Linked DNA regions of Homo sapiens: region 1 is linked to region 2. A link is an interaction called in ENCODE POLR2A ChIA-PET data of the cell type or tissue named here. Cell type or tissue: Panc1. All regions are shown on one strand. Links, peaks and the distances in the headings refer to the core of each region. The heading gives the core; the rest is flanking DNA. Region 1 holds the start of LOC105374042 (a long non-coding RNA gene). Region 2 overlaps C3orf52 (chromosome 3 open reading frame 52).

Evidence for each region. Peaks named below come from ENCODE experiments on the same cell type or tissue, not always from the same donor. Only the 100,000 strongest peaks of a DNase experiment are listed, where the experiment ranks them.
Region 1: POLR2A ChIA-PET joins it to region 2 with 12 read pairs; 2 of 35 experiments call an interaction of 5 or more read pairs at or near these places.

What each region holds. Positions count from the first base shown.
Region 1 is chr3:112,301,831-112,312,645 of GRCh38, reverse strand. LOC105374042 (a long non-coding RNA gene) reads right to left here and starts at 10,168. Exons shown (of 5, transcript NR_147411.1): 1 at 9,932-10,168. RefSeq lists an enhancer at 9,649-10,521. In Panc1, for the core only: no CTCF peak of the experiment used is centred there; no DNase peak of the experiment used is centred there; H3K4me3 peaks cover 269 bases.
Region 2 is chr3:112,089,434-112,100,248 of GRCh38, reverse strand. C3orf52 (chromosome 3 open reading frame 52) reads right to left here. Exons shown (of 6, transcript NM_024616.3): 2 at 6,760-6,889. Among named protein-coding and RNA genes, the nearest start is that of C3orf52, 8.5 kb to the right of the region's middle. In Panc1, for the core only: no CTCF peak of the experiment used is centred there; a DNase peak (open chromatin) is centred at 2,668; H3K4me3 peaks cover 461 bases; H3K27ac peaks cover 4,549 bases.

The sequences.
Region 1 (10,815 bases), core at 843-8,842, 210 kb before region 2:
TATCTGGGTTTGCCTAGGCACAGGCGTATCCTATAACCTTCACTATGGCGCCCAGGTGACTGTAACTGAGATCTGCTCAGACGCTCATGACCTTCACTCTACTGCTTAGATAAAACAGATTACTTGAAGTCACTAGTTACAGAGAACAGGAATCTGTGAACTCATTCCATAAAACAAAGGAAAATTTGTTTTTCTTCTCCTTATGTTGAGAGAGTGCTGGGAGAGTCTCCAGAGCACATTAGATAATATTATCAAGACTCTTCCTGGGTCTGGGCTGTGCCTGTTGCTGCCCCTGGGACAAATCAGCCTAATACAGAAAAACTTTTTTCTCTTTCTTTTTAATTTTATTTTTCTTTAATTTCCCACCTCAATAGCCTATAGCCAAGGTACACAGGCCCACTAAAAGAGTGAGAATTAATCATAAGATTTTAGAATGCTTTCTCTCCACAATTCCTTACCACCATCAATAGAGCTCTAGTATAATAGCATTGGATTATAGCTGAAATACTTGCAAGTCTCAGACTCTAATTAATAAGCAGTTCTTAGAGATATTCAAAGAAAATGGGGAAGAAAAAAACAAGGAAACTATAGATATGTGAAGCCCTTGACACCTGCTGCTATAGTAAACAATAATGCAACCCAACTTTTAGCCACATTTGCATAAAACCCACACTAAAAGCCTATTTACCTCAATTTCTATTACCTCATGTATCATGTCTGGCCTTTGACAAAAAATTGCAAGGCATGTTAAAAGACAAGAATGGTTCAGGAGCAGTGATTCACATCTGTAATCCCAGCACTTTGGGAGGCCGAGGCAGGCAGATCACGAGGTCAGGAGTTCAGGACCAGTCTGTCTAACATGGTGAAACTCCATCTCTACTAAAAATACAAAAAAAATTAGCCAGGTGTGGTGGTGCACACCTGTAATCCCAGCTACTCAGGAGGCTGCGGCAAGAGAATTACTTGAACCTGGGAGGCAGAGGTTGCAGAGAGCCAAGATTGCACCATTGCACTCCAGCCTGGGCAACAGAGTGAGACTCCGTCTCAAAAAAAAAAAAAAAAAAAAAAAAAAAGACAAGAACAAAGGCAGTCTGAAGAGACAAAGCAAACATTAAACTATATTCAGATAAAACACAAACTTTAGAATTATCCAGCAGGAAATTTAAAATAACTATGATTAATATATTAAGGACTTGGGTAGAAAAAATAGACAATGGACAAGGATAATATAAGCAGAGAGATGGAAACTTTAAGAAGCAATAAAAAGAAAATGCAAGAGATAGTAATAATGATAATCACAACAGAGTAACAAATTGAAGAAAGTCTTTGATGGGCTCATCAATAAATTGCACATGGCCAAGGGAAGAATTAGTGGCTTCTAGATATTTCTAGATATCTTCTAGATATTTCAATAGAAATTTCCCGAAGTAAAATATAAAGGGGGAAAAATAAAATATCCAAAAATGGTGAGAAAATTATTTTCAAATAATTTTTATGCACGATTGGAATACCAGAAGGAGGAGAGAGAATTAAGGAGAAGAAATATTTGAATAATGGCTGAGAACTTTCCAAAATTAATGGCAAACATGAAATCACAGACTCTGAAATCTGAGATAACATCAAGCAGAATAAACACCAAAAAAAAAAATCTACATTATGTTCAAACTTCAGAAAAACAGACAGAGAAAATCTTGAAATAAGAGAGAGGAAATAAATCTTACCTATAGAGGAAAAAAGAATAAGAGTTGCAATGAATTTCTCATCAAACCAATTCAAGCATGGGGAGAGTGGGGTAAAATATTTAAAGTGTTTAAAGAAAAAAAAATCCACCAACCTAAAATTCTCATTTAAAAGTGAAGGATAAAGACTTTCTCAGACAAATAATTCATTGACAGCAGACCTACAGACTTGCTGTGCCAAAATGTGTGTGTGTGTGTATAAAAGAAGCTGTTTTGATAGAGCAAAAATAATATAGATAGAAAACTTCAATCTACATAAAAAAGTAAAAGCATCAGAAAAGAATAAATAAAGGTAAAACAAGATATTTTATTTTTTACATACTTGATCTAATTGTTCAAAGTAATAACAGTGACAAAACACTGTGTAATTATAGCATATGGATAAATAAAATAAATGGCAAAAATATTATAAAAGATAGGAGGGAGAAACTGGGAATACTCTGTTATAAAGTACCCACAATGCTCATGAAATTGTATAGTGTTATTTTAAAGTAGATTACAATTAGTTGTAAATGTATCTTGCAAGCTCTAGGAAAGCCACTAAAATGTTTTTAAAAAGAAGTCTAATGGGTGTGCAAAGAGAGGAGAGAAAATTGAATCATATAAAATACTTAATTAAAACTAGAGAAGCTAGGGAAAGTATGAAAAAGAAGCAAATTGCAAGGGTAAACAACAAAACAGTTATAAACATAGCAGATATTAATCCAACTATATCAATGATCACCTTCTAATGAATGGTCTAAGTATACCAATTAAAAGTAATTGCCAGACTACATTCTTTATTTATTTTCTTTCTGTTTTTTTTTGTTTTTTTTTTTGAGACACAGTCTCACTCTGTCGCCCAGGCTGGAGTGCAGTGGCGCAATCTCAGCTCCCTGCAACCTCCAACTCCTGGATTCAAGCGATTCTCCTGCCTCAGCCTCCTGAGTAGCTGGGACTACAGGCACGTGCCACCACACCCAGCTAATTTTTGTATTTTTAGTAGAGACGGGGTTTGACCATGTTGGCCAGGCTGGTCTTGAACTCCTGACCTCAGGTGACCTGCCCATCTTGGCTTCTCAAAGTGCTAGGATTATAGGCGTGAGCCACCACACCCAGCCCAGACTACATTTTTTCAAAAAAATCTTATGCTGTCTACAAGACATTCACTACATGCAGTCAGCCCTCCATATCCATGAGTTCTACATCTCTGGATTCAACTAGCAGTAGATAAAAAATATTTGGGAACAAAATGGTTAGTTGTGTCTGTACTGAACAGGCACAGACTTTTTTTTCTTGTCATTATTCCCTAACAATACAGTATCACAACATTACATAGCATTTACATTGTATTAGGTATTATAAGTAATCTAGAAATGATTTACAGATTCTCTCAGAACCATCCATGGAAAATTATGGCAAAGCCACTGAAGTCACAGATGAATCAATGGAACAAGACTGACTATTTAGAAACATTGTGATGCAGTATTTTAAATACAGCTCTGGTTTTAACACTGTATACAACTTTTATATAATTAAATGGACCTTTAGTTTTACAGGAGAAGCAGGTTGTAAAATAAAGTATTTTATAGATGATTTCTAAAAAGTCGTACATGTAAGAACTGTGAGTATCAGCTCCTCTGGGTTCTGGTTACTGCTGACTTTTTGTTGGTCTGAGCAAATCAGTAATTTGTGTATAGATTTTCTAAAATTTAGAACTAGTTTTTATATTGGAAGGTAATAATTATAATTTTGAAAGATTTTTGAGATTATCACTTTTAGTTTATACACATACAATAAAACTTTTTGTCTTGTCTCTTTCTGATAGCTCTAGGAGTTTCATATTTTGGTCATAGTTTCAACATTTTAACATGTGAATTATAGGGTTTCATGCTGGCTTCCAGATTTTATTATTTGACCACAAACAATGAAGTTTGAGCTATGTATAATATATATAATATATTATATTATTATAATTATATAGAAATATGTAATTAATATATTATTATATTAAATTATATATATAATATTATATAACATATATATATAATTTGAAGGAGGGAAATGTTATCCTTCTCTGTTTCTATAAGAGATAAATACGGTGGATATTTTTCTATTCGTAATGATTGAGTTCACCTCTTTCAGAAGACATTTTCTTTCTCTTCTGAGTAATTCAAAAAAAATCTGGCCCTTGTGAAACCCTGGAAATCTTAAGTCTGTTGAAATACAAGGTTAAACACATTCCAAGAGATCTGTTCAAACTAAAATTATTTTTTATACCTTGAGGTGCTTGATAAAAAGACTACATTATTTATGAGAAAATGTGGTTTATCTTGGAAATTGTGTTCAAACATTAGCTTACTATTTTGTAAAATAAATACTTATGAAGCTAACACTGTTGCAGGATTCAGGAGGATGAGAAAGACCTGGGGTTGAAACAGGAGAATCTTTATTGAGTGCACTCAGGCCCAGCTGACTCATGTCCAAAAGACTGGGCCCGGAACAAAGACAGCACCTGACTTTATACAAACTTCACAAAACGGGGTGGACTAGCTTGAAGCAAGCTTACAGTGGCATGAAAGCAGGGATCCAGAGGCAGGACAAGGACAGGATTGCATACGACCGTTGCCAAGCAACCCAGATGTTCTTTATCTAGGTTTGCCTGTGCACGGGCTTATGCTATAACCTTCACTGTGGTGCCCAGGCACCTCTAGTTCAGGCCTACTCAGGTTTTTCATGACCTTTGTTGTACTTCTTAAATAAAACAGAATACTTGAAGTCACTAGTTAAGAGAACAAGAATCTATATACTCATTCAATAAAACAAAGGAAAATTTGTTTTTCTTCTCCCTGTGTTGAGGGAGTGCTGGGAGAGTCTCCAGAGCACATTAGATAATATTATCAAGACTTTTCCTGAGTCTGGGCTGTGCCTGTTGCTGCATCTGGGACAAGTTAGCCTAAAACAGGAAAACTTATTTCTCTTTCTTTTAATTTTATTATTTTTTTTAATTTCCCGCTTCATTCCCCGCTTTGAGGCCTTTTATAAAAGAGTTTACTAGAAGGCCTCAATATTACTTAATTTTCCATGAAGAGACAAGTTTTCTTCTTTGAGCAAAGGTTGATATTTACACAAAGCCATTAGCTGAGTGGTAGTTTGTCTAGCTATGTTTTTAGCCAACTGTGCAAACAGATACTATAGTACTCTGTGGAACTGTGGATTATGGGAAAGAGTGAGCCTAAGGATGTTATCCGGCAAACATTAAAATATAAAGATCTGACTTCTTCGTGGGAGAGACACTTTGGTCTGGTTTAAGAGACTTCCTTTCCTTGACCCAGTTCAAATCTTAAACCAGGTCCTAGATAAAAGCTTAGGGTTCTAGCATACATAAGACTGGCTATTCCTCGGGTCACAGAATGAATAGGTGGTTTGGTTGTACATACAAGTCTCCAGAGGGGTTTCTGTGTATTCATAGTATGTATGGTACAATAAAGTCTTAACTACTGTGTTTCTTATTTATGTAGTGTGCACGCACTGATGGCAACTATCTATGTGCTTTTCTTTTTGTATAGACTTAGGTGCAAATGAAGCCAAGGCAAAAAGTAATATTCTTATACTAAACATGGACAGAAAGAGTTCTCCCTTGGACAGACAGATTGGCAATAATGATAGCATAGTAATAAAACAACTAGTAATACTAAGATAGTAATTAAACGTAAAATTTGTATTCACATCTACTCATTTGATGATGACTCCTCAAGCTTTGGCCATGCGTAGACTAGTCAGTTTCCAGTTGTGTGACTAGAGCAGGGCTTACAGTTTTCCTCAAGCTTCTGCCGTGCATAGACTGGCCAGCCTCCGGAGTGGCCACAGCAGGGCTGCTGTTATTTCTACTAGTTACGTGGTCTTGTCGCAGGATTGGCCGGGTTGGACGGTCTGGGTCTTATTGACTGATCCACTGATCCTGGGCTGCTGGTTTTAGCCGACTGTGGTGAATCCAAGGCATGATTCCTGAAACTTTAACATAAGTGGGAGTAGACAAGATTATAGAATGGGGCCTATCCTATATGAGTCCTAGAGTGGTTGGATTTTATTTTTTAACTTAACTAAGGTTCCTAGTTTTAAAAGGGTGTATTGGGGGTCTGTCAGACTTATAGGCATTTTTTCTATACCTAGCCATGAACTTTTTGCATGGTCATACCTAAAGACTGCATTTGCCTTTTTAAAGTTAGTTTTCCTAGTTTACAGAAATCACTTTTAATCTGACTTATGATGGGGGGTGGCTGGGTGAACAAAATCTCACAGGGCAAATACCTAGTTTGTTTGGTAGGGGTGCACCTTACTCGGAGGAGGACCATGGGCAAGACCTGATCTTAACTTAGATGAGTTTCTTGGCAAAATTTCTTCAGCAGCTGTTTGAGTATCCAGTTCATGCACTCCACTTTACCTGAGCTCTGCAGCCTATAGGCTGTATATAATTTCCACTTTGTTTTTAATAATCGAGTTAAGTTCTGAACTATTTCAGCCACAAATGTTGGTCCATTGTCTGATTCTAGAGTTAGAGGCAGTCTAAATCTGGGAATAATGTTTCTTAACAACATGTTGGTCACCTCTAGTGCCTTCTCTGTCTGGGTGGGGAAGGTCTTGACCTATCCTGAAAAGGTGCAAATGAACAGCAACATGTACTGATAGCCCCCCTCTCAGGGCAATTCGGTGAAGTCCATGAGCAGTTTTTCACAGGGTATGGCTCCTGTTTTCTGAACTCCCAGGGGCTGCGTAGGCCCTTGTCGTGGATTGTTCTGAACACAAGTTAAACACTGTTTGTTTATAAATGACTTGAGTAATAGCAATGAGCCATGGCACACAGAAAATGATGCCCTAATAATGTCTTCAGTGCTGGTTTTTTTTTTTTTTTTTTTTTTTTTTTCCAATGTGAGTTCCTTGGTGGAACTGTTTTACAAATCTAGGGGCCACCATTTCAGGTATGGCTAGCCTCACATTGGAGATTTTTTACCATTCTCCTTCAATGTAGTTTCTATTTTCCTGGGCAAACCAAGCCCTTTCATTTGGAGTGTAGCTTGGGATCTCTGGGAAGGGAATCTCCAGGAGGAAAGGTATAGCTAAGGCTTCTTTACAAGGTGGAGTTGTCACTGCAGCCTGCTTTGCCTCTTTGTCTGCCTTTCTGTTTTCTTTAGCCTTCAGTGTTCTTGCTTTTTGGTGCCCTTTGCAATGCATTACTGCTACCTTTTTGGGGGCCTATACAGCATTTAAGAGCTGTAGAATTTCTTCCTTGTACTTTATTTCTTTACTTCCAGCAGCTAAAAGTCTTCTTTTTTCTTTGTAAATAGACTCATGAACATGCAAAGTGGCAGAAGCATATTTGGAATCTGCGTAAATATTTGCCTTCTGGTCTTTTGCTAGCCAGAGAGCTATTAGCTTTGCTTTCTAAGCAGAAGTTCTTGTAGGCAAAGACTGCACCTCTACTACTGAGTTCAAAGTTACCACTGCATATCTAGCTTGGCAGACTCCCTTTAGTATGAAACTGCTTCCATTAGTAAAATATTCAATGTCCGGGTCCCTGAGGGGCTGATCTGTCAAATCTCTCCGGCTTGAGAACACTTCATCTACCACGTCCATACAGCAATGAAGGGGGCCTCCTGGCACTGACTTGATGAGGAAGGAGCAAGGTAGCTCCTTGCTCCTTTAGGAGCTCCTTTAGGGTATTCACAGTCTCTAAAGTCAGTTTATTAGCTTCCTGCGCCAGTAGGGCAGTGGCAGCTAGTGCTTTAAAACAAAGAGGTCATCAAAGTGCCACAGAATCTAATTGCTGGATAAGTATGTCACCGGGTGATGCCATGACCTTATGGCTTGAGTTAGAACCTTTATGGCGTCCCTTTCACTTGTGGGCATACAAGAAGAAAAGCTTAGTTAGTTAGATCTGGTAACCCTAAAGCTGGGGCCTGAGTCAAGGCTTTTTTTTTTATTTCCTTAAAAGCCTTTTCCTGGTTGGCCTTCCAGAGAAGGGGCTCCTTCTTTCCTCCCCTTTGTGGCTTCGTATAATGGCTTATCCATGAGCAAGAAATTTGGGATCTAAATGCGGCAGAACCTTGCTGCCCCTAGGAACTTTTTTATCTGATGCCTGGTGGTTGGAGTAGGAAGTGCATAAACAGCCTGCTTTTGTTCACTACTAAGCCATCTTTTCTCTTGGCTTATGTAAAAGCTTAAATACTGGACACTTTTAGAGCAGATTTGAGTCTTTTTTCCTGACACTTTATATCCTGCCTTTTACAGCAGGTGCAGAAGGTCTTGGGTTCCTCCTGGGTGCAGTAGCCCTTGGCTGGTGATTTTCTTATACCATCGCCCTAACCATTTTCCTTATTCTTTTGACATTCATCTTTTCAGTGTCCTTTCCTTTTGCACCGTGCACATTAATCTCTCTTTAGCCTCGGCAGGCCTTCAAATTCTTGTCCAGAATAGCCTCTTCCACGACTACGTTCATGCCCGCGTCCAAGCCTCCTTGCAAAGTCAGCTTCTCTTCCTCTAAGGGCTGCTGCTAGCAAATTAGCCTTTCTTAATGATCAGCCTCCTTTTTTGCCTCCTGATCTCGGTTAATGTACACCTTGGTAGCCACTTTAATAAGCTGAGTGGCATTGACGCCTGCGGAGCTTCTAACTTCCGCAATTTTTGCCTGATATCTCCCTGGGCTTGCCTTACAAACGCCATATTCACCATGCGCTGATTTTCAGCAGCCTCGGGGTTAAATGGAGTGTACAACCAAAATGCGTCACAAAGTCTTTTATAAAACTGGCTGGTGCTTTTATCTGTACCCTGGAGCACCTCTGAGATTTTTTCTATATTGATTGCCTTTCTCTTCTACCATCTTTTAGCCTTTGCAGAAGTGCTTCTCTGCATCTTTGCAGGCACAGAAGCTGGACTGCATCATCTGGGTCCTAGTGGGGGTCCACTTGTCCTCTTAAGAGGTATAAGCATAACTTGGGCACGGACAGACCTGAGATAGCCTGCCTGACTTTTCAAATCTTTCACTTTAACTTCCTGGAGCTCTGATTTCTCCTTCTCGGGTGAGACTGGGAACATGTATTGGTTTGAACTTAACTTCTTAGGGGCAGTTAGGCTTGGTAAAGGGGGGGTAGATTGTCCCGTTATTCTTGCAAAACCAATTTTTTTGCCTTTCCTGAGACTTTTCTTTTGTCTCTATAGCTGCCAGGGCAGCTGATTTTTACCTTCACTTTTGGCTCGGCTGTGCTACAAGCCCCTGTGACTTTCCTTTTAACTCTGTAGCTGCCAGCGCAGCTGATTTCTCTTGGCTTGAGCTGCGAGCATTCTGCAATAAACTGCTAGGCAGGGCTGCATCTATTTAGCCATGAGTAAATATAAAGTCTTTGTCTGAATGTCCTGGCTGTCCTCCCACCCTAGTCACCACCTTAAAACACATGGCCAATTTCTTTATCTATAGTGCCTTGGGCCAGGCAGCCACACTAAAAGAGGGCTATTCTAATTCACAGAGAGTTTTCAGCATCTGAGGGGTTAACTTGACTCCTTAATCTCCCGCAACGCCTTTTTTAAAGTTCTTTAGCATGCATTCCAAGGGGGTGGGTTTTGAGGATTTTCCTCCCATTTCCTCCCAGTAACAATGCATCACATTCAGTCTTCCCTTTCTCCCTTCAAGGCTCAGCACACTCCCTTTTCCTTTCCTTTTAGGCTGATCAGACCCAGTTGGTCCTATATGTTGCTCGGAGCATACAGCCTCTACTAAGAGACCTGCAGCCCCCTGCATGTCACTCCTCACATTGGTTTCTCCCGGAACCGTCTCTTTCACACACTTTCACAAACCTCCCCTGCCCCGGGACTCCTCATCAGATGAAACAAGTGTCTCTCGTGTCCCGGGTGGGTTCACATGCACCCACACACTCCCAGTTGGGGTGGCAAGCCACTCTTGCCACCCTGCCAGCAATCTCTACCTTGCTGCACTTGCCGCTCTATTGGCCCATTTCCTCCCCTTTTCCAGTTCCTGTCTCCAGATCCAGTGAACCACTTTCACTTTGTTAGTGGGGACAAGAGGTTCATCCAAATGGGCAAGACTCTCCTGCCGCCCCCAACCGCTCTGGGTTGGATTAGTGGTCATTCCCTGGGAAGTGATCAAGCTCCCCTTTGTCCTTAGGGGACGGGCTTCCCTGCCTTGGGCCCCAAAACCTTACCACGGTTCAGATGTCTGCCTGCTGCTCTTGAGATTGTCCTGCAACCCTCCAGGTTCTGATGCACCATCTGGGGAGGGGCGCTGGGGAGTGGAAGAGCCGTTTCCTTCTCTGGGCTTAAGTTCTTCCAGTGGTGCCTGAAGTTACAGGTCTCCCACTGCTGGGGCCCCAGACCACCTACAGGCAAAGGAGACAGCCAACCTGTCCTCTCCACGGCCTCCTGGCTGACTCACCAGAAATGTTGCGGGATTCAGGAGGACGAGAGAGACCTTGGGTTGAAACAGGAGAATCTTTATTGAGTGCACTCAGGCCCAGCTGACTCATGTCCAAAAGGCTGGGCCCAGAACAAAGACAGCACCTGACTTTCATACACACTTCACAAAACGGGGTGGGCTAGCTTGAAGCAAGCTTACAGTGGCATGAAAGGAGGGATCCAGAGGCAGGACAAAGACAGGATTGCATATGACCGTTGCCAAGCAACCCAGATGTTCCTTATCTAGGTTTGCCTGTGCAGGGGCTTATCCTATAACCTTCACTGTGGGGCCCAGGCAGCTGTAGTTCAGGCCTACTCAGGCTTCTCATGACTTTTTTTGTACTTCTTAGATAAAACAGAATACTTAAAATCACTAGTTACAGACAACAAGAATCTATAAACTCATTCCATAAAGCAAAGGAAAATTTGTTTTTCTTCTCCCTGTGTTGAGGGGGTGCTGGGAGAGTCTCCAGAGCACATTAGATAATATTATCAAGACTTTTCCTAGGTCTGGGCTGTGCCTGTTGCTGCCTCTTGGACAAGTTAGCCTAAAACAGGAAAACTTTTTTCTCTTTTTAATTTTATTTTTCTTTAATTTCTCACCTCAACACAAGATTATTTCAGAATAACCAGC
Region 2 (10,815 bases), core at 1,243-9,242:
TTCAAGGGGTAATGGAGTGTTGTTAAACATCGCCCACGAAGAAAGTAGAGGCTGGTGTTTAATGGAGGTTAATCGGGTGGTCATGGATGGGATAAATGAAACGAGGAGAGATGAGGCAGAGAGGCCAACAGGCACAAGTTTGGAACAGACTGATTTGACTGACAGCAGAAGGAACAAAAAGAAAAAATTAATGAGAAAGCCCAGGATAGTAGAAACAGAGCTGGCTTTAAAGGCAGCCAGACTCAGTCTGAACTCCTGTTGGCTATTTGTTAGCCAGGTGACCTTGAGCAAGTCACTTAAATCTCTGAAGCTACTTCTCCAACAGAAATATCAACACCTACAATGTAGGTGATAGTAAAGATGAAAACCAACATGCATAAAGTATCCTGCATGGTGCCTTGTAGTAAGTGGGAAAGTTGCTATCAAGACACTACCAAGGAATAACTGGTAAGATTTGGCCATTATCTAGATATGAGAAAGAAGAAATCAAAAAGGTTTCCAAGATATCAAGCCCAGGAACAGGAAGAATAATAGCTACTGTATTAAGTATGACGTGCAAACATTCTACTATGCACCTTATGAATATATTTTCCTCACATAATCCTCACATTAACCCAATGAGTTAAATATTGTTGTTTTCATTTTTAAATGAAGACACTGAGGCTTAGAGAAAATGCATAATTTGTTCAGGTCAATGAATTAGCATGTATTAGGGTCAAGGTATATTTATAGACTCAGATTCCGAAATCCTTTACATTTTATAAATGGGAAAACAGGCCCAGAGGCTTGACAAGTTTGCCTAAAGTTACACAATTGGATAGTAGCAGAACTAAAATAAACTTGGTCTTATATAAAGGGTGAGTGAATGGGGAAAAGATGAACAAATTGGGATGAAGGATATGTTATGGTCTGAATGTTTGTGTCTCCCCGAAAAATGCATATGTTGAAATCTAACCACCAATGTGAGCGTGTATTAGTCCATTCTCACACTGCTATAAAGAACTACCTGAGACTGGGCAATTTATGAAGAAAAGAGGTTTAATTGTCTTACAGTTCTGCGGGCTTAACAGGAAGCAAGGATGGGAGCCCTCAGGAAACTTACAATTATAGCAGAAGGCTCAGGGGAAACAAGCATGTCTTACCATGGGGGAGCAGGAGAGAGAGAGAAAGAGCAAACAACAAAGAGCCACACACTTTTAAACCATCAGATCTCATGAGAATTCACACACTATCATGAGAATAGCAAAGGGGAAATCTACCCCCATGATCCAATCACCTCCCACCAGGCCCCTCTTATCATTCAACATGAGATTTGGGCAGGGACACAAATCCAAACAATATCAGATGGTCTTAGAGGGTGGGGCCTTTGGGAGGTGATTAGATCATGAGGGGAGAGCACTTTTGAATGGTATTAGTGCCCTTATAAAAGAGGCCCAGAAAGCTGCCTTTCCCCTTATACCATAGAAGATATAGCTAGAAGGCATGATCTACGAAATAAAAAGTGTGCCCTCACCAGACAGCAAATGTGTGCTGACACTTTGATCTTGGAGTTCCCAGCCTCCAGAACTGTAAGCAATAAATTTCTGTTATGTATAAGCTACCTAGTTTATGATATTCTGTTATAGTAGCCCAAGCAGACTAAAATAGCATACAAACAAATGGTAGTTTCACATGTATAATAATTGAGATGATGACAGTTATTTTTAGATAAATATCTCTAGCCAAGAGTACTTCCAAAACTCAGGAAAATTGTACAGATGTAGATCTAGGAGTCACCTTCTTGGAGGCATGGCTGCTGTCCTGGGAGTGAATGAGCTCTCCAAGAAAAAGAATGAAGAATGTGAAAAGTCACGAAGCTGAAGAGAAGCCTCATGAACCCACAATGCAGATGCCAAGAGCAAAAATAGCAAAATCAACCTAAAGTCCAGGAGTTCTATAGACTCAGAAGAGTATAATGAAGTTGGCAGAGCTAAAAGCTGACAATAAGGCAGGAGACAGAGAAATGTTGGCTTCCACGATCAGACAATTGCTAGTAATCTTGGGAAGAAAAATTGGGAACCAATAGATACAAGAGGTTTGGGAGTCTGCAGGAGGCAAGATTCAAATGCAGACCTTTCTTTCTGGAAGTGTGCCAGTGAAAGAAGGGAGAGAAAAACACATATCTAAATGAAGTAGCAAGAATCCTGATGGAAGATTGCTTTGAAGGAGAGAGGATGCTAGTGCATTTGAAGAGTTAACCCATTTATACCTGAGGTTGAACTTTTCGAATTTTTGCATTCAGACTTTGGTGATGACCTTGAGCAGTAAGATATAAATAACTTCTACATGATTAGCATTCCAATAATGGAACACTAGGCATAAATTAAGAAGAACCTGAGGATGCTTAGAGAGAGGAGGAGATATCTGAAGATCTCTGGGTCAGAGGAAGCTGAAAGATATTATATGGAGACCACAGGTAAGGGTGTCCATCTTGGTAGAGAAACATCAGCGATTTGAAGAAAAGATAAACAGGTGAAAATGGAAAGAAATTTCAAGGTACTGGGTCTAGCACTGCTCTCATGTTCCTGCCCCAAAGGACCTTGGCAGCTTATAGCTTGTTAATGCTGTCTGCCTAGGATTTTCCCATGAGTCACCCTACACCAGGGAGCATTACCCTGTGAAAACTGTCAGTCTGCCAGAACCACATGACATCATAAAATGTAGCTCTTATTCACAACTGAAAGGCAAACAAATCCACTCAACACAACGTCACTTAGGAAGTCGTTGCTTATATCTCAGTACCACAGCGTTCCTACTCATAAAAGGTGTATAAATTAAGAGATTAGGGTCAGGCAAGAATCTGGGGTATAATGTTGGGGGATATCACATGAGGGTCTCCAGGATGTTATCAATTTAAATCATGTTTCTAAGCATCCACCTACTTGTCACAGTTTTGTTTTTGAAATATTTAAAATATTTTGCCCCAACCAAAACTTCATTAGTAAAGTGTTATTCAGGGTCTCACCTCTCCATGACTAGGGTGAATTATTGAAGAAAGGAGAACCCTTGAGAACACTCAACTGATCCTCCAAATTATCCAGAAAGAAAATGACTTTGAGAAAAAGATGAAGGCTTTTGTTTCTGTACCTTTCAAATCAAGAAATTTATAATTCCTTATGAGGAAGGAAAGAATCCATTAATACCTTTTCCCTAAAGAGTCTCAAATAACAGAATTCCCTGGGTTCCACTCATAAAAATGGACATTAAAAAAATTTCCATGTCGATTGTGAGTCTGGTGGACAGGTAGCCTCTTTTCCCTAGCACATACAAAGCCCCTACTCAGTGCTTTAAGCTAAGCCATGATCCTGAATTTGTCATTCTTCAATGGCATACAAGGGAAGAGTAGTGGGCAAGCCCAACCCATGTACAGGCAATGAAGGCTGCACAGTCTGTAGAGAATGAGCAGCAATAATAAAACCTACTACAAGTTGGTCTGCTTTTATTATCACCACATGCTGACAATTCTTAATTCGAGTGAAAAAATATAACTCCCCACTGGACACCCTGCCCTGGGTACCCAGGTGTCCCCTCCCCAACTTTCTGTTCTGAGATGCTTTCACTGTCCCATTTTATGTCCACCCCAACTGCACAGTTTTGAAGGCTAAAGAAATTCCGTCTTAGTTATTATTTCACTGTATTAACTTCTGATTAATCCCAGCTCTGGAAATGCCTCTAAGATTTCTATTTCATCTACTGTTGCATGTATAAGAGCACATACTTACCATAAATCTCACCCTCAGGTCTAAACAACCTTAACGTTATCTACATGCCATAAATCTTGCCCTTATGCAATTATAAAACACATCCCTTCTGAAGCATGCATACCCTTTTTCTGTGGTATTTAAGCCCTGGGCCTTTGGGGTAATGGTGCAGGAATGCACCATCTCCTCTCACTGCTGCCCAACGCATGGCTTCTGTTCCTAAAACCCTGTTAAATGTTTCTTTCTGAGTAACTGGATTTGTCAGTTTTTCTTTAGCCTCTCAGCTTCCTCAGCCTTTCTGGGTAGTTTTGCAAAGACCTGCCTACTGAAGAACAAAAGTTAACACTTCCGCCTCCAAGCTTCAGTCTGAAGACTACAGAGCCTTGAGACAGGAGATTAAGGGGTCTAGAGAAGGGTAAGCAGGCAATGAATGGCAAATATAGTTCCTGAGGAACCTTAGTCACCCAGTAAATCCAGACAGCCACAGGCACAGCCCTTGACTCTCCCAACAGTGTTTTTATCCCCAGACAACATTTCCCATGCAGTACTTGAAAGTTCCACAAATATCTGATTCATATTAATGGGCTTGGCAATTAGGAAGTGGCTGATTATTGAAGATCATCCCCAAAAAATGCCTACGGAACTGCTCTAGGTGAGGCTGGGACTGTCACAGAAGGGAGCCCCTGCCCCACCCCTTTTAACCTACTGTATCTCCCCCCACCCCCACGTCTAACATGACTCTCCCCACAGGATCAAATACCTAAGAGCTGAGATGCCAAGTAAAATACAAGTATTTCCTTGATTTAAAAAGTAGTTTGAAAAAATCTCTCTTACAGCATTGACATGTTCGAACACAAATTTACAGTTAAATTAAAAATAAAGTTTGCACTACAAGTGTTAAAAAAATTCTTCCCTGAATATTATCCCATAACCTTTTACATCTCCAGAAAAACTGTGGAAGGAAGTGAAATACCTTCCTCTTGCAGACTGCTCTTTGTGAGGTGAAGAGGTTAGATGACTTTTTGAGAATGGAAGACAGATCCTGGGTCTTGCGCTTTAGAATCCTGAATATTAAACCATCTAGATCTCTTGAATCATCCTTTATGATAGGCCCCAGATGCCAACAGGATCCAAATATCAACTTCTAGGATAGCACCAACTAGTTATGTCAGGACAAGATTGTGCTACTCAACCTCATTTTCAACATCCATGTGTTGGAATTGATATGAATAGGAAGTATGGCAATGCTCACACCAAAACTATTGTCCTCAGCATGACGGAGGAGGTGCAGCACACTTCATTAGCTTTTTCCTACCTTAACACCAGCTTATATCCTCAAACAGTCATCCAACACACCTGAACAATGCCCTAAGTAAATACGTAGATATGGTGCCTGGCCAGGAAACTTATGTGCTGGAGGTTGGCTGATGTCATCAAAGTTTTCCTATTCCTTCAGGAATTACAAAACTCTAAGACAGGAAATTAAGGGGTTGGGAGAAGGGGAAACAAGCGGTAAATGGAAAATGTAGTTTCTGAGGAAAATTCCTGAGAACTCCCTCTGGAGAGACTGGGGAGTTACCCCTTCTTCTTCTCATTCTATGACTGGGTTTGTAACTGGGAGCTGGACTCAACCCATGCCGCATGAAGGCTGGATCATGCTCGGGAGTATCCCAGCCTCAGTCGAGCCCCTCTCTACCATCACCCCCACATATAAATAAAAACAATTTTCTTCTTTCCCATTTTGAATTGAAATGATTGTCCACTGGAGGATGTAAAAACTTTAACGAATACTAATAATCATTAAAAAATTGGTAACTACCTAAAGAACTTTAAATGATGTGGAAGACTGTATCATGCAAATCATAAAAATAATAATGTTCACAAATAATTTTTAATGACTTGGCAAAATGATCTAAACATAATATCAAAATCCTAAAGGTAGTCCACAAGACTATAAAGAAATCTAATCTCAAATTATTTTAGAAATGCAACTAAACAAAAGACTAGAAGAAAATATGACCAAATATTAATATTACAGATGGGTTTTATGGGTAACTGAACATATATCATTTTTCAATCAAAATAAGCAACAACATGAAATAATATATGGAATAGATGTAGTCATATATAGTTAGCATTCTATACATTTTTTGTTTTATACACACATACAACACTAATAAAATAAACAGTCATTTCTAAAACAAGTTAAAATTGGGCCAAGCATGGTGGCTCATGCCTCTAATCCCAGCAATTTGGGAGGCCAAGGCAGGCAGATCACTTGAGGTCAGGAGTTCAAGACCAACCCGGACAACATGGCAAAACCCCGTCTCTACTAAAAATACAAAAATTAGCTGGGCGTGGTGGCACATGCCTATAATTCCAGCTATTTCGGAGGCTGAGGCATGAGAATTCCTTGAACTTGGGAGGCAGAGGTTGCAGCGAGCCAAAGTCGTGCCACTGCACTCTAGCCTGGGTGACAGAGTAAGACTTTCTCTCAAAAAAAAAAATAAATAAATACAATAAGTTAAAATAATGACAGCTTATGGACACATGGTTCTTCAAAGTTTTTTAAAACTCTTTCAAATACATTATTTATTATTTTATCATCATAGTAATATATCAGACACACCAGATGAAGTATAATTATTTTTAGCAAACAAATGAAAAGAAAAAGAATTCAAATCAACAGGTATCAGGATATAAATAAAATATAAATCAGTGTTTAAGTAAGTTGAAACATTAAGAAACCTCTTCAAGATCCAATGAGCAGAGTTTAAAGTAAAACACTGGTTTCTATATTTCTTCTGGAGCTTATAAAACAACAAAATACAACAACAACAGAAAACAAAAACACAAGAATCAGGCATATCTCCCACCCATACAATATATTCCAAGCCGGTCTTAAATTCACATTATAAATAATGAAATGGCTATGAGTACATCTTCCATTTCAGTGTAAGTCACAAGCCTTAAGTAAGTTCTTAAAATGTGTTATTTATTCACATCTAAATCCTCTTACCTGCAGCAAGACATAAGCCTATGATGATCACTGTAATGACACCTAGGAAAATGGAGGTGATGATCATCCACAGTTTGCATCTTCCAACCACATTCTTATTACAGGAGCTCCAGGGGCTTTCCTTGTTAGCCTAGAAAGGCAGAGGGAGATTGTGAGGCAGTCATTGTGTTGCAACAGACAGTTCTGAATACCTAGGATGTGCCAGAGACACAGAAATGAAGGCAGCAAGACCCTGACCTTAGGGCAACACTCTACTGAATCAAGTTTTCAAAAAGAGAGATCAGAGGCAGAACAGAACCTCATCAAGAAGTTAGCAAGAAAATCCTCTGGGGGCTCTGAAGTGGGGAGGATAGGCAGGATTTTGAAAGATGGATTTTTGAAGGCATTCCAAACCCAGGAAAGAGCATCCAAAGTGTGGATTCGTAATGGAACCGGCCAGCAGACTAGCCTGCCGACTGGAATGTGGGTTTCAGAGGCAAATAATGAAAGTTAAGATTAGAGAGAGTGAAAGGCTGGGAGCACACTCAGAGGGTGTTGATAGCTGTCCCAGAATAGATTGGACTTAATTGGGTGTGCACTGGAAACTTGAAGGTTTTGAAACACCAGAGCCGAGTTGAAAATTAAGGGAAAATCATGTGTGGTTTAGAGTGGAAACACCAAGAAAAAGCTACAAGGCTACTGCTGTGGCCTAGGTTCTATGTAAAAAAGGGTTGGGAAGGGAAATGAAAGGACAGCTGCAAGAGACAACAGGAAATAAGCTGCAAAGCTGGAGTGAGAAGGCTGGAGTGAGGCAGAGGAGGGGTCAATGAAAACAAGTACAACTGCTATGGTTTATTGAGCACCAGCGTCATTTCACTTAACCCTAACAGCCCTTCAGGGTGTGCACTAGTCCATTTCAAAGACGCAATTCAGAGAGATGAGCCAGAACCAATCCCTGCTGTGTGTCTCCACAAAGCTCTCCAACTTTCCCTTTTGTCCACATCACTGTGCAGAGCTCCGGTTTATGAGGGTGTCACAGAGGGGCCCCCACCTTACCCTATATGGTCCCATGACTCTTCTCCTACTTCCCACTCCACCATTAGATAATTCTTTCATGGAGACCATGGGAAACAACAGAATACAATGGGGAAAAAATGTGTCTGTATCTAACACACTTGGATTCCAAACCAAGATATACCACTTAAAGGCAAGGTGGCTTTAAGCAAGCTACTGAAACTCATAGGCCCCAAAGTCCTCAGCTTTAAAATATATAAATAGTAAATTAGCTCACAGGACTGTTGCAAAAACTAGAGATAATGGACACAAAGCATCTGCTAAACAATTATTGGGAGTTCGGCCAAAGGGTGCAACTGCGCCTCAGTCATTCCTCAGCGTTCACCATCCCACAAAGCAGCAGCCGGCACTCGAGGAGACTCGCTCCTGACCGACACCTGGCCACCTGGCCTGCTTTCTCTCCCATTCTTTTTTTTTTTTTTCTTTTTTTCTTGAGATGGAGTCTCGCTCTGTCGCCCAGGCTGGAGTGCAGCAGCACGATCTCCGCTCACTGCAAGCTCCGCCTCCCGGGTTCACGCCATTCTCCTGCCTCAGCCTCCCGAGTAGCTGGGACTACAGGCGCCCGCCACCACGCCCGGCTAATTTTTTGTATATTTAGTAGAGACGGGGTTTCACTGTGTTAGCCAGGATGGTCTCGATCTCCTGACCTCGTGATCCTCCCGCCTCAACCTCCCAAAGTGCTGGGATTACAGGCATGAGCCACCGCGACTGGCCTTCTCTGCCATTCTTATTTTGGTGCTGGCCATCAGAAAACGAATCGGTCAGTCCACACTTGGACTGTATTTCCAACCTTCTCAATTAGAGGTGCCCAAGCCTGGCTGCACATCAGAATCACTGGGTAAGGATTTTAACTGACACATACCTAGGCCCCACCTGCACCTAGTGGACCAGATTGTAAGGGAGGTGGGAGGAGGCCATGGCAGACCTCTGGTCTGAGGCCTCCCACCTTTCGGGAGTTAGGTCAAATCTCCCCTTTGGTGGAAGCCTCCCTCCCCACCTGCCCTTAGTGAGATCTTCCAATACCTGAGCTGTCCACATAGCCCATCTGCTGTTGCCACTGACTGCCCTGTCCGGTTTCAGGTTCAAAAACAAACAGAGCCTGGCCTTATCTTCCTGCGTAAACTGAAACCACATAGAGGAGGGGTGCTCTTAAACTGCCCTGTTCTTATATTCCACACCTGTGCCTTCTACAAGTAATATACATTTAACGATTGTGGGCTGTTTAGTTGTAGAGGCCTCCCAGAAATTTTAAGAATGGACTTTGAGAAAATCTAGATGAGGGGACAAATGTTGGATTTCCCAAGTGCACTTTACACTGACTCTGAGGCCTAGCCTGTCAGAGGTGCGAGGGGAGCACTTAAAGGCCCTAGGGATATCTTGACAGAGGAAATCCCTCTTGAGTTAAGTGCATTTCTGGAATCCAGGGATAGGGTCACCTCTCATCCCCACTCAAAACCTGCAGAACTGCTTCAAAGCCAGGGGAAGCCACACGGGAAAAAGACATCCCAGTACAAAGAATCTTCAGTTTCTCAGGGGACAGAAACATCTCCCCATTTACAGAGCTCCTGAGGCCAAAGCCCTGGTGCTATTTTCAGCCCTCATAAAAGGCAGCTGGGACCCATAAAGATTAGCACAAAAGGAAATATCTAGTTTCAAATGAGCCATAGAATGAGTGTCAATGCACCTCCTTGGCCTCTCATGCCTTTATTTATGCTGTCCCTTAGAGATCACAAATTAGGACTCTGGTGTGTTGAAAAAAACCACTAATTACTCTATGACTTCCTGGAGGAACTCAGCTTAAAATTTTACAGCCGTCATCTATAGGAAATGCCTCTTCCTGTAGCCTAGTGCCCTCACTGACCTGTCCTCAGCTCTAAGAGGAAGACCGCTGAGCGCTATCCCTTACATGATTAATATTCACAGACTTTATGTCATTATAAAATGGTCTGTCACAACAAAAAATAAAAATAAAAAAATAGCCAGACATGACGGTTTACACCTGTGGTCCCAGATACTGAGGAGTCTGAGGTGGGAGGATCGCTTGAGCCCAAGAGGTCAAGGCTGCAGTGAGCTATGAGCATACTACTGCACTCCAGCCTGGGTGGCAGGAGTGAGACTCTCTCAAATGAAAAAAAAAAAAAAAAAAAAAGCACATGAAACTGTCAGACACTCCCAGCCAAACAATAGACTGTACAGTGCTTCTCAGCTGTCTGCCCATTAGAATCAGCTGAGGAATTAGTATCTTTTAGAAGTAACGCCCGGAGATTCCAATGTGCCCTGAGGGTGAAGAGCCTGTGACACAGTAGGTGTGTGCTACCTGTGCCATCTGAGTCTTGCCTCAAAACTGGATCATGAAGACACACTGCCTTCTTCACTGGCTTCATCTCTCTTGCCCAAATTCTAGATCGTGAGGAGAGGCCACACATAGATTCTTCTGCAAGGTGCCTTCCGGAGATATTTGCAACTGCATCTTACATTCTATTATTGTTTTACATGGCTTAATAATTTACATTTGCAATCTGCATCTTATATTCTGTGATCATATTATATGGCTCAAGAATTTTCAGGGCTTTCCTATGAACATTCCCCGGATATTTACATCCGTCTTTAGATAAAGGTCTAAATACATGACACAGGATCCTGCAACAGTGGCAGGATACCTATCTCTTACATCTAAAAAGCCTTTCTTCTTTTTGACTCAATCAGAAGCAGATATTATATAGATCAGGGAAAATTTTCTTACAGGTAGGAAACTCTTCATAATACTCATTGTGGGATTTAATCCACTTGTTTGATCCAAGCACAAAAGAGCCAGTTGATTCTTGTCCTAAACTGAACAACACGTGGCAATGGAGCTAATTTTTAGCTAGCTCATTGAAATAAATCTTTTTTTTTTTTTTTTTTTTTGAGACGAAGTTTCACTCTTGTTGCCCAGGCTGGAGTGCAGTGGCGTGATCTGGGCTCACCACGACCTCCGCCTCCCAGGTTCAAGCGAGTCTCCTG